Regions from separate parts of the Homo sapiens genome. Here region 2 is linked to region 1. Evidence: chromatin loops called from intact Hi-C (ENCODE). Cell type or tissue: B cell. All regions are shown on one strand. Each heading gives the region's core, and the rest is flanking DNA. Links, peaks and the distances in the headings are about the cores only. Region 1 overlaps COL19A1 (collagen type XIX alpha 1 chain). Region 2 has its middle 19 kb from the start of LMBRD1.

Evidence for each region. A loop is a pair of places that touch in the nucleus more often than their neighbours do. Peaks named below come from ENCODE experiments on the same cell type or tissue, not always from the same donor. Only the 100,000 strongest peaks of a DNase experiment are listed, where the experiment ranks them.
Region 2: it touches region 1 in a loop (2.8-fold over the local background); 1 of 110 quality-filtered maps calls a loop at or near these places.

What each region holds. Positions count from the first base shown.
Region 1 is chr6:69,879,585-69,884,977 of GRCh38, forward strand. It overlaps COL19A1 (collagen type XIX alpha 1 chain), which reads left to right. Exons shown (of 51, transcript NM_001858.6): 2 at 1-74. Among named protein-coding and RNA genes, the nearest start is that of COL19A1, 16 kb to the left of the region's middle. In B cell, for the core only: no CTCF peak of the experiment used is centred there; DNase peaks (open chromatin) are centred at 1,227, 1,947, 2,347 and 3,552; H3K4me3 peaks cover 2,978 bases; H3K27ac peaks cover 5,000 bases.
Region 2 is chr6:69,813,766-69,819,158 of GRCh38, forward strand. No RefSeq gene overlaps it. Among named protein-coding and RNA genes, the nearest start is that of LMBRD1, 19 kb to the left of the region's middle. RefSeq lists enhancers at 2,241-2,560, 2,671-2,740. In B cell, for the core only: no CTCF peak of the experiment used is centred there; DNase peaks (open chromatin) are centred at 1,516, 2,486 and 3,026; H3K4me3 peaks cover 2,654 bases; H3K27ac peaks cover 3,649 bases.

The sequences.
Region 1 (5,393 bases), core at 303-5,302:
TTGGAAACTTTGGCTTTGGATGTCAATATTTCTGCTTCCTGCTTCCACTTCCGTGACCGTTAGGGACAAGACAGGTATCCAGGCCAACTCTTTGCCTAATCACCAAATGTTATTTATAGCCTTTAAGTCATTAAAACAAATCTTGTTAAGATTGAAAAGGCCATAGATTAATGTACTATAACAGAATAAATTACAATTCATTGCTTTCTTCCATTGATCTTCCCATGATGCACATTAGGAATTCCTAAAATTACCTCATTTTTTTCATACGCATAGTATATTAGTCTATGTTTCCTTTCATCTTCAATATTTACAAGTATACATACATGCATGTGTGCCTCTGTGTGTATATATGACATTATGTATCTTTCCCTTTCCTCTTCAATAATTATTCAAGTTATAAGTATGGAAACTCATTACTAATTAGGATTAACAAGGACATATCTAATCTTAATTAGGAAAAAGTGAAAAATCGGATAGGAGGTATAAAAGGAAATGTAGTTTAATTATATGTTCATTTTGTAGTATCTCAGATGAGGCAAACAAAAGGTTGACAGATCTTTAGAGCACCTTTTGAACTAAATAGACAATATTTGCAATTATTAAATGTATCAGTCTTTTCATAAATATTTCCAAAAGGCTTAAGGGCAATTTGAAATATTTACCTTCATCTCTGCTTTTTTAAATTGATTATGTGGTTAATTTGGAAGACTTTTCTTGAACATTGAGTGTGTATAAGTTACTTAGCTAAATGCAATTCATATTACAAGGTTGAATTAGGCACATTGGAGAAGCCATTTGCTAGGGAAAGAGAAACTTCATCTCTCCTATGCAAACGATCACATATAATGTATTCTGATGATAATCACATATGATTATGTACTCTGAGACTGTATTATTGTGCCTATTGTTTTGAATATTTTTTCAATAATTTTTGCTAAACAAGTATAAACCCACTCTAGAGAGACTTTTGAGTTTGAGGCACACATAAAATATAATTACTCATAAAGATCTAACACATCGTAGTCTTTCAGAGTGTTATGTAAGTCTTTATGATTTTTTATTATTTGGCAGAAGGTGCATTTCCTAAAATAATTCACATGAAAGTTTGAATATTCTGTTATTGTACAAAAGACATCCTGTGGCTGTCATACAATTTGGGGGGGAAACTCTTTCTTCAGTGAGAAATTAATCAGCTGTGACTCATGGCAACTACAACTATGTAAAAAAGGAAAAGAGATGTTAGAGCAGCGGAGTTTATTCTGATACGATTTCTACTCTTCTGAATTTGTCTTTTTTGTAAAGAAATATAGTAGGTAATGTGCTTTGCAATTTAATCTGATATGACAGGACTTTTTTAGTTAGAAGGAAGAATGAATCTTTGGTTGAATAGGGACAGTTTTTAGGCACATGCTAGTGGGTAGTAAATGTTCTTGATGATAGCAAGGATTTGAAGGACCTAAATAAATGGTTCTCCAATTTTAACATGAAAAAGAATCACCTGACGTATTTGATTCCTGAGACCTCCTATCGCATATTCCCATTTTGCAGGTCGTACTGGGGTGGGATTTGGTAATTTACATCTTTAACAAGCTCCACAGATGAATCTAATGCAGGATTATCTGAGGAAAACTCTTAGAGAAACACTTACCTTTGGGATAATTAACAGACATTTTGGTTTTCTTTTTTCTTTTCACCTGGTTACCTTGCATTTTATGCACCATTTTATGCCAAGGTTACCTTTTTTTGTTATTTTATTTTATTGTTTGCTTTTAGTAACTTTTTAAAATTGTGATAAGAACACTTAACATGAAGTCTGCCCTCTTAACAAATTTTTAAGTGTATAACACAGTACTGTTAATTATAAACACGGTACTATACAGCAGATGTCTAGAACGTAATCATCTTGCATAACTAACACTTCCCCATCTTGGGATTCCCCTGAATGTTTGCTTTTGTAGCTCTAGTATCTCAACTCTTTAATCAGGTTACATGATGTATAGGACTACCAAAATGCATATATTCTGATCCAATTTACTTCGCTGAATTAATCTTTTGAAAGATTTTCCCAACAATGTGAATTCAAAATTAATCTGAACCCTAACAAGATTCACTTAACATGAAGCATTAAGGGAAATTAATAAAAGAAAAAATTACGTTTGTTTTTATCATGCTATTTGGTAGAGGGTGTTCGTAAAGCAACACGTACTGAATGTGTGATGGAAATTGCTTAACTTCAAGTATCATTTGCATTAATTGAAAATGTCAGCACAGCACTATCAAAGGGATTGTTGAAGAAGATGACAAGCTGGGCATGGCCTGGAAGGAGACCCTTCTTGTGTCTTGTGTATCTGGTTCACAGCGCAAGGTTCCCTTTTTAGTTTCCTCATGTGCAGACCTGCGCGTGTGGTCACTAACCATTTACCGGAGGGAAGTGATTACATCTAAAAATAAAATATAACAAATCTGAGAGAGAGTCTAGGGTTTCAGGGCTGGAGTCTGTGAAGTTGTCAACAGTTTACTATTAAACCTAAATATATGACAGATAGATTGGACCTTTTAATTGCTGTACCTTAACTCTATGGTATGTTAAATAGTTACCTGGAATTGTCACAGTTGGGACAGAATTTAAGAGTAATATGGAGAGATTCAATAATAACTTGAATTTTAAAATTTTGAAGGTATTAGGAATTCAGTCATTTCATATTCTTTCGTCAATTTGCCTATTGAGATCATGGGATAAGATATATTTGTTTATTTTCCCACTGCAAATGAACTTCCATTTGAATGTGGCAGTTTCAGCTCAGTTACTTGTCAAAAGAAGGTGGGGAAGAGAATTGTGTTAAAATATATACAATGCTAGAAAATCTCAAAACTTGCTTTAATTAGTTGCTTAAAACTCTTTCCTCTAATATAGACTATGTATCAAATAATTAAAGTTTCATCTACTTTCTTTAATCTGTTCTAAGGCAAAAGTACTATATCATCATAAAAAGCAATAAGAAACAGAAAACCAGAGTTTAAAAAAACAGGCTAAATAAATAGAAATGACAGAATGCTTTTTAAATAACACATTTTCCTTTCATTATGATAAATCTTCAGTTTAAGTGTCCAGATTGACTTGATTATAAATTTAAATTTAGGCCTGTAACTATTCATATAAGCCCTTCTAAGGTAGTTTTCTATTAATTACAAGGAATTACAAGGAAAAAAACCTATTATTCCAAAATGTGGCTTTTACTAGTTGGCAAACACTTCACGCTTAAACTCAGAGTAAAATGTATGCTGTTATATAGAGAATTTTATTTTGTGTTTTTAAGAAATTCTTGTGTTCAACATTGGTACCATGTAAAAATCCTTCATTGACAAATGTACTTTGTAACTCCTAAATTTTGAAAGTGGAGGAAAGCTTCACAATGATTAGATAAATAATGTAGCTTCTAACTAGGTATTTTCCTTTGGAAGAATTGGACATTTAAGCAGAGGCATGAAGGCAGTGTGAGGGCAAGGCACGTGAACACCTGGAAAGCAGTCACTTGGTCCCCAGGCTCTGAGGCGGCGGCATGCTTGGCATGTGGAAGAAATAGCAAGAAAAACTGGGGGACTGGAGCCAAGTGAATGAGGGGGAGGAGGTGTGAGGGTACATGCTCCTGAGAAATGCATCTGTGCTTTCTGTGTTGTCAAAATCTGATTTCTAAGCCTGCAAGGTCAAAGGCTAGACCTTGGACACTGGTAAATTCACCAAAGCAATAAATCCTGTCCTATGAGACCTCTTGGAAGATGGTCAACCTTTGCCATGTAGGACCCTTCCCGGATATCAGGTGGACAGGCAGGCTTCTGAATGTATGCCCCTCATTACCTCTTGGTAGCCTTATGTCACAGTTAATTGAATATTGTCATATTGTATTATTCATAATACATTGTTATTAAAGTACAGATGTGTGGAGATATGTGCATTTTAGCAAAGTTAAAATATAAGTTATAACTTGACCAGACAAATTATGTTTTCTTTCCCTGCAATCAGCAAACTGGTGTATAAGTAATACAAGAACCCTCACTAAACTGCAAAGAGTATAACAGAACTCGTTTACATTTATTTTGCACGATGACTGTAACTTTGATTTTCCCATTTGTTTTTGTATTACCCAAGGAATGACCTCATCCCCTGGCTTTTCCTAAGGCCAGAAGCCTCTGTGTCCAGAGAGCAACTAGTCCATTTTCAGTCTGAGTATTAGCAGTATACACAGATCTTTCAGGTATTAAATCAGTTGAAAAAACAAAACATTAAAATAACGGATTTTAGCTGATCTGAGCTTCTTAGCCATTCGAGAGGAGAAAAAAGGAATTCAACATACTTTCAGGGAATAATAATAAAAAAAAAGTGTAAAAGAGGGATTTCAACATACCTATGATTAATACTGTATTAAACTGAAGATTTATATGAATGGGTATAGAAAGTATCAGACCTGGCCGGGCTCGGTGGCTCACACCTGTAATCCCAGCACTTTGGGAGGCCGAGGCAGGCGGATTGCCTGAGGTCAGGAGTTCAAGACCAGCCTGGCCAGCATGGTGAAATCCTGTGTCTACTAAAAATATAAAAATTAGCTGTGCGTGGTGGCAGGCACCTATAATCCCAGCTACTTGGGAGGCTGAGGCAGGAGAATCACTTGAACCCAGGAGGCAGAGGTTGCAGTGAGCCAAGACAAGATCACGCCATTGCACTCCAGCCTGGGCGACAGAGCAAGACTTTGTCTCAAAAAAAAAAAAAAAAGTATCAGACCAATGAGAGGAAAAATGTTTAACAAAAGATGTGATGTTATCTTAAGATTAGAATGCCTAGCAATACAATAGGAGGTCAAACCAGTAGGATAAAACAGAGATTAAGGGGAAAAGTGATTTTCTGTGTGTGTGTGTTTAAGCACATGTTTAAAACTGAGGGTGGGAGCATAATGCACTTCTACTAAAGAATGAAGATAATTTCTTAGGTATGCTATTATTTTGTTTAAAATATGTATTTAAGAAGCAATGTTCAATACAGAGGGGGAAAAGTTGGTTATAGGACACTTGTGTTTTCTTTCCACTCTACCATTGAGTGGCTGGCTTTGTGATCTTAACTCCTCTTGGATGACTATGTTCTTAGGTTCTCAGGATTCTAATTTTTGGAAGGAGAAGGGGTAAACATCTTTTTTAAAGTATGTATTTTCTTTGTAGGTAATCTAGATAAAATAATGATATACCCAAATATGATCTAGCTGCCTTCCTTTGGCTCTTTTCTCTTTTTTTTTTTTTCCAGACTGAGTCTCGCTCTGTTGCCCAAGCTGGAGTGCAGTGGCGCGATCTTGGCTCACTGCAACCTCCACCTCTGCCTCCCAGGTTCAAGCGATTCTCCTGCC
Region 2 (5,393 bases), core at 342-5,341, 66 kb before region 1:
GAGGTTACTGGAATCTGAAAAGACCTATACACTTAGGAAAGAGCTTTCTAGTAGCCATTGTCACCTACAGTCCCTCAAGAAGGGAGCCAGGGGATAAATACTCTGTTACTCTTTTTGAATGTACTTAACAGGAAAACAGAAGGCAAGGGAGCCTATTTATTGCAAACATAATGATCAGCCTCCTGGGGCACAGAGCAGAGTGGAGAAGGATGGAACGTGTATCTGGAGGAGCAAATGGAAGACACTCAGCAGAAGGGGAAAGACTTGTTTAAATAGAATAATACCAAGGAAAACAGGACTGCTGGTGAAGACAAAGAGGGCGTTTTTCACAGATACTTCATGTTCTAGCAATAGTGGAAAAACAATGCTATTTCAATTTTTGAGTAGTTAATGAGAAACTGATATTTCTAAATAAGAAAAGGCCGAATATCCTTGTTTTAATTAAAGTCTATTGTTCATTTTGTATTGTGCAAAATGAAGACAGCCAGTGATAGCTATAGTTCAAAAAAGATTCTAATTATTTGCAGAATAACTAAGTATATAATGTTTCAGCTTTATATTAAAATACAGCTTTCCTATTAAAAGGATGTTTCTAATTTTAAAAATATGAATAAATTGATGTTATAAAAAATACTGCTGGCTAGGTTTAGCCCTGAATAACAAGAAGGAACAATGTCAAAATTTGTATAGGCCTTTAGTATTTCCATTTAATTTTGAAATGAAGGTTTATTCATTTAAATTTTGGGTTGTTTTATTTTACTCTGTTATGTACTTAATCAAATATTGATAGACCAAATGACTTCAGTAATGTTGGCTCTGTATCTATTTCATTTTTTAGCATCACATATAGATAACCTTTTGCTGATACAGCTTAAGAATTGTACCAAATAAAAAGCCAATGCTATATCTACAAATGAGAACTTAGAAAAAAAAATCTAGCACCAATAAGATATCAAATTTTGACTTTTAAAATTACTTTTTCAATACATAAACATATGTCCACATGCATACTTTCTAGATGGATTGTCATTTCACAGAAGCCTTTTCTCATATTGAAATGGAATGCAGATTGGGTAGTTAAATTTGATAGTGAGAAATAAAAATAAAAAATTCTAAGCCCCCAACTGACTGAACGGACATCTCTCTTGGCCAAGGGGAATCGAGAGAAATCTTGGAAGCTGAATTTACAGTCATGACAGGATGGATGTTCAGACATGCCTCATTATAACCCCCTCCCTTGCTAACCACCATTAGGCTTTCTACTCTGAGGGCTAAACAGAAACTAGCCCTTTCAAAAGACTCCACACTGATAATGTTGATCACTAGCTTATCTTTCCTGGTACAGAACAAAGACAAGATGAAATCAATTGTTCTTTTACCCTTGCCTGAGATGTCTGCTTCCTCTATTCCCTTTTTCTTCACATGTTCACCTTATCTTATGTAAAATGTAGATTTATTAGGCACTAACTAAAAACCTTACAAGTATGTAATCATTAATTTCACTGCTACCTGCCCGCCCCTTTTCTTAAAGGAAAATATGTAAATACTAAACTTCCTGAGAACCTCTTTGGAAAACACAATCACAGAATGCATCTGTGACTTGCATTTTAACCAGGTGAACCCTCAGGCTGGCTCAATAAACATCAATGATCTGAGACTTATGCTTCAGTCACTCACTTTGATCTGTCAACGGAAAACTCTCAAGAAATTTCCTTTTTATATCTTTTAAGCAAACTCACACACACACACACACACACACACACACACACACACACACATACAGCTTTTTCTTTGCTAAGTCTGTATGTCAATTAACATCTGACCAGTACTAGAATAAGCTTAATTTTCAAGGGAAGATGGAGCTTCGTGAAAGATAGAGAGTTGTCCCATCATTTCTGATGATTACAACTCATCTTTCTTCAGGCCAGATTTTTTTTTTTTTCCTGATGTGCAAATACAAGTTTTCACAAGTTTCTTGAAAACCATTCAGTCTTTACCATTACCATGTACCCAAATCAATCATCTGTTTACTATTACCTAATTACCTTGTAACTTATACGTTTCTGGAGCTACCTGTAATCCAGTCTCATGGACTCACACTCAAAGAAACACCAGTTGGGCATAAAAATATAATTAGAAGCAAGGGAGATTTGATTCACGCCCATGAGAAATTACCAAAGGGTAATTAGAGTAATTATACTTCTTTTAAGTTCTCTTTAGACCTCACTCTCATATTCTCTCACATGTCTGCAGGGGCAGATTTACCATCATGTTAATGGAGCTTCAGCGCCAATGATCCACTTGCACAGGTGTTTTCCATGGTCCTGTGGAAAAAAAGGCCTAGCAATGTGTTCCCATGGACCTATGGTTTTTTTGTAAATTTTTGTAAGTAATGTATTTTTGCTTCAGTCTGTTGAGACCACTGTCTCTTTCCATTTTCACTTTCACATTTTGCCTCATATGAGTATCACTGGAGTGGCTGCAGGCATTCTGAGGCTCCAGCTCAGGTTAAGTAGGGTTAGGGATGCATTTAGTTTAGGTTGAGTGGGATGTATTTACATGGAGTTACTCTCATGTTTAGTTAAATTATTGCTAGGCATCCAGGTGTAGCAATGGCTTTCAGGAATATTCTTATTGCCCATGATTCCAATTTGATGTGCACTATGACACAAAGGCAAGACCAGAGGTCTATTTTTGAAAGTGTGGAGCCAAAATGAAGGCTATTTTCTAGATTTTGTGATGTCTGTGGTATTCGGCATCTGTTAAAATTTTCTAATCTGTTTTTCTCATTCTAAATTAAAGTTTACTTTTGAGTCTAACTTTGTATTCATAATTTTCCATTCTTTTTCTTGAGGAGGAGCCCCCACAAAGTTAAAAGCTTGTCTCCTGGATCCGCCTTGCAGATGAGAAAAAAATTCTCACTGCCCTCTCTCTGGTTCCTTCCCAGAAAACTTTCCTGACAGACAGACAGGCTGGCTTTTCACACTAAGCACCACTTCCTGCTTAACAGTGCCCCCATCACTGCTTCCGTCTTTCTGTTGCCTTTTCAAGTACACCTTTCTCACTCACGAATATCTTGCTAAGTATCTGGGTCTTCTTTTCCTAACTGCCTTCTTTTTGAGAAGTAGCTCTGTGTTTTGGAATTAAACATAAATAAAATCCTCCATCTCTTCCACAATTAGCCATTGTTTCTCTAACTTGAGCAATACATAAATTAGTCCTTTTTAAATGGGAAAACATTTTGGGGCAATCTAATGACAACTTATTTTCATGATGCTATTTAAATAAGTAAAAATGTAAAACAATGGATGAATGCCTTAATTTTATAGGCCTTATACAACTTTACAACAAATAAAAATTCAAGTGAAACTTAAAAAGAAGATAAAATCATGTTAATAACATTATTTTAATGTGATGCATAGTGGCATTTGGCTGAAAAAAAATCATTCAGTCCTGAGTTTAATAGTAGAAAGATGCAGACTCATGTCTGGTTTTATAATTAATCTCTTTTGACATTTTGATTTCAATAATGCAAATGTAGAAAATGTCTATTCCCATAAGTATATGGTACAAAATGGTATTAATAACTTCAAGTCTTTGTTTGCAAATTAAGTATAATCAGGCCTTATGCTTAACTAAATCTCTGCCAGTGAGCAATCCTGGAGTGCCAGTTTTATAGTGGAGTCATTTGATAATTGTATAAATGTTTGTTTTTACTTGGAGATAATATGAGTACTGGCACTATTGAAATATGTATTAAATGGGTATGTAATCTAATTATTGCTGGAACTGGAAATAGAACTATTTGTCATTGCATATTTTCTGCTAATGAAATATTAATTACAAAATGGGATGTACATGACAGTATTCTTAAAACCATTTGTTCACAATGTGAATACTGTATAACATTGGCTAACTAAAGAGATTCTTGTGAGGTTAGTAAGCCTGTATTATCATATGTCACAGGATCCATCAATTCTACCATGACATTTTTTTGTTCCAACCAAGGAACTACTTTCACACATTCAGTTTGTTACCTTACACTTACTCCATGCAAAAGAGACAGAAAATATAAACTGCAAGATAGTACTCAGTTATCAGGTACTTCAAATGAACCAGATGATTTAATATAGGCTCGTATTAATTTTGTAAAATTTTTGTGAAAATAAAAATGCAGAATAAAAAATTGACTTAGAGAATTCTCAACTATTGTTGTTTTGCTTTACTAAATAAGATAATTATAAAATGCTTCTTGAAATTTTAGCACTAAAATTATTACTATTGATTTAGTCTATTGTAATAGTTATGCTAAAATATTTTATAGGCTCCCAAAATAATTATTTACATATTTTTAATGTGTTATGTACATATAAAATCAGACTCTAGAAGAAAATACCTGAATAACCAAAAATTATAACACTAGGACTCACACAAAGCCACTCACATGAAACCACTCACCTGTGCTTCAGAAAGCTGAGGGTTTGTAATCTACAAGATAGAAGCCTAAAAGTGTCTGGGCATCACATTATAACTTATCTTGACAACCTCTGTACACATAGGTGTTATATTGCCAACAAAATTTTGTGATTGGTAGTTTGAATGTTGTTATAAGTCATTATAAATATTGACATTCATCTTTGTTTGGGCAGACATAGTTGCCAACTGCCTCTCATGTCCGCAGGCCCTTTGAACCCTGCTCATAACCCTTTGTTGCAGGGACTAGTGGAACACATTAGTGGCCATGTTATACCTGGTATGATTCTGGTTTCTTGGCCAGATGATAAAATTGGGGAAGAGGAGAACAGCCAGTCTGTAGACTGCAAAGTAGGAAACAAGGGGGTCAGGCCCAAGAGTTTTGCCCAAAATGACAATGAGTATAAACTGAATGCAAATTCATGAAGTTCTGAATTTTGAAAAAAGAGGGAGAGAAGTAGTTGGCCAGTTAGTAAACAGAGAAGGAGAAAGGTGTACAGAAAGAAGGTAATAGCAAATATCTGGCAATCGAACTAAGAAGGCAGAGGTTGTGAGTAATCAAAAATGAGAAAGGGAGAAATGCAAGCTCTGAATCCAAAAGAAGGAGGTAAGTGGATATTTAATCAAAGTAGCAAATAAGAGAAAGGATGAAAAAGTATATTTAGTGTAAGAATTGATAGAATTGATTGGCTCCTGAATGACTTTCTACATTCTGAAGTCCATGAAACCAGCCCTACAGAAGGAGATTCTTTTTTTTTTTTTTTTTTTTTTGCGGGGGGCCTGGTTTGGGGAAATTTCCTGACTCCCCAAGATGAATGAGCATGATTTCTGTTTTTCTGCTTTCCACATGGAGCCTTTTAATAAGCTCCACATGAGTTAAGATATTCTCAAGGAACTTCTGTCTTTGCAACAATAAAAGA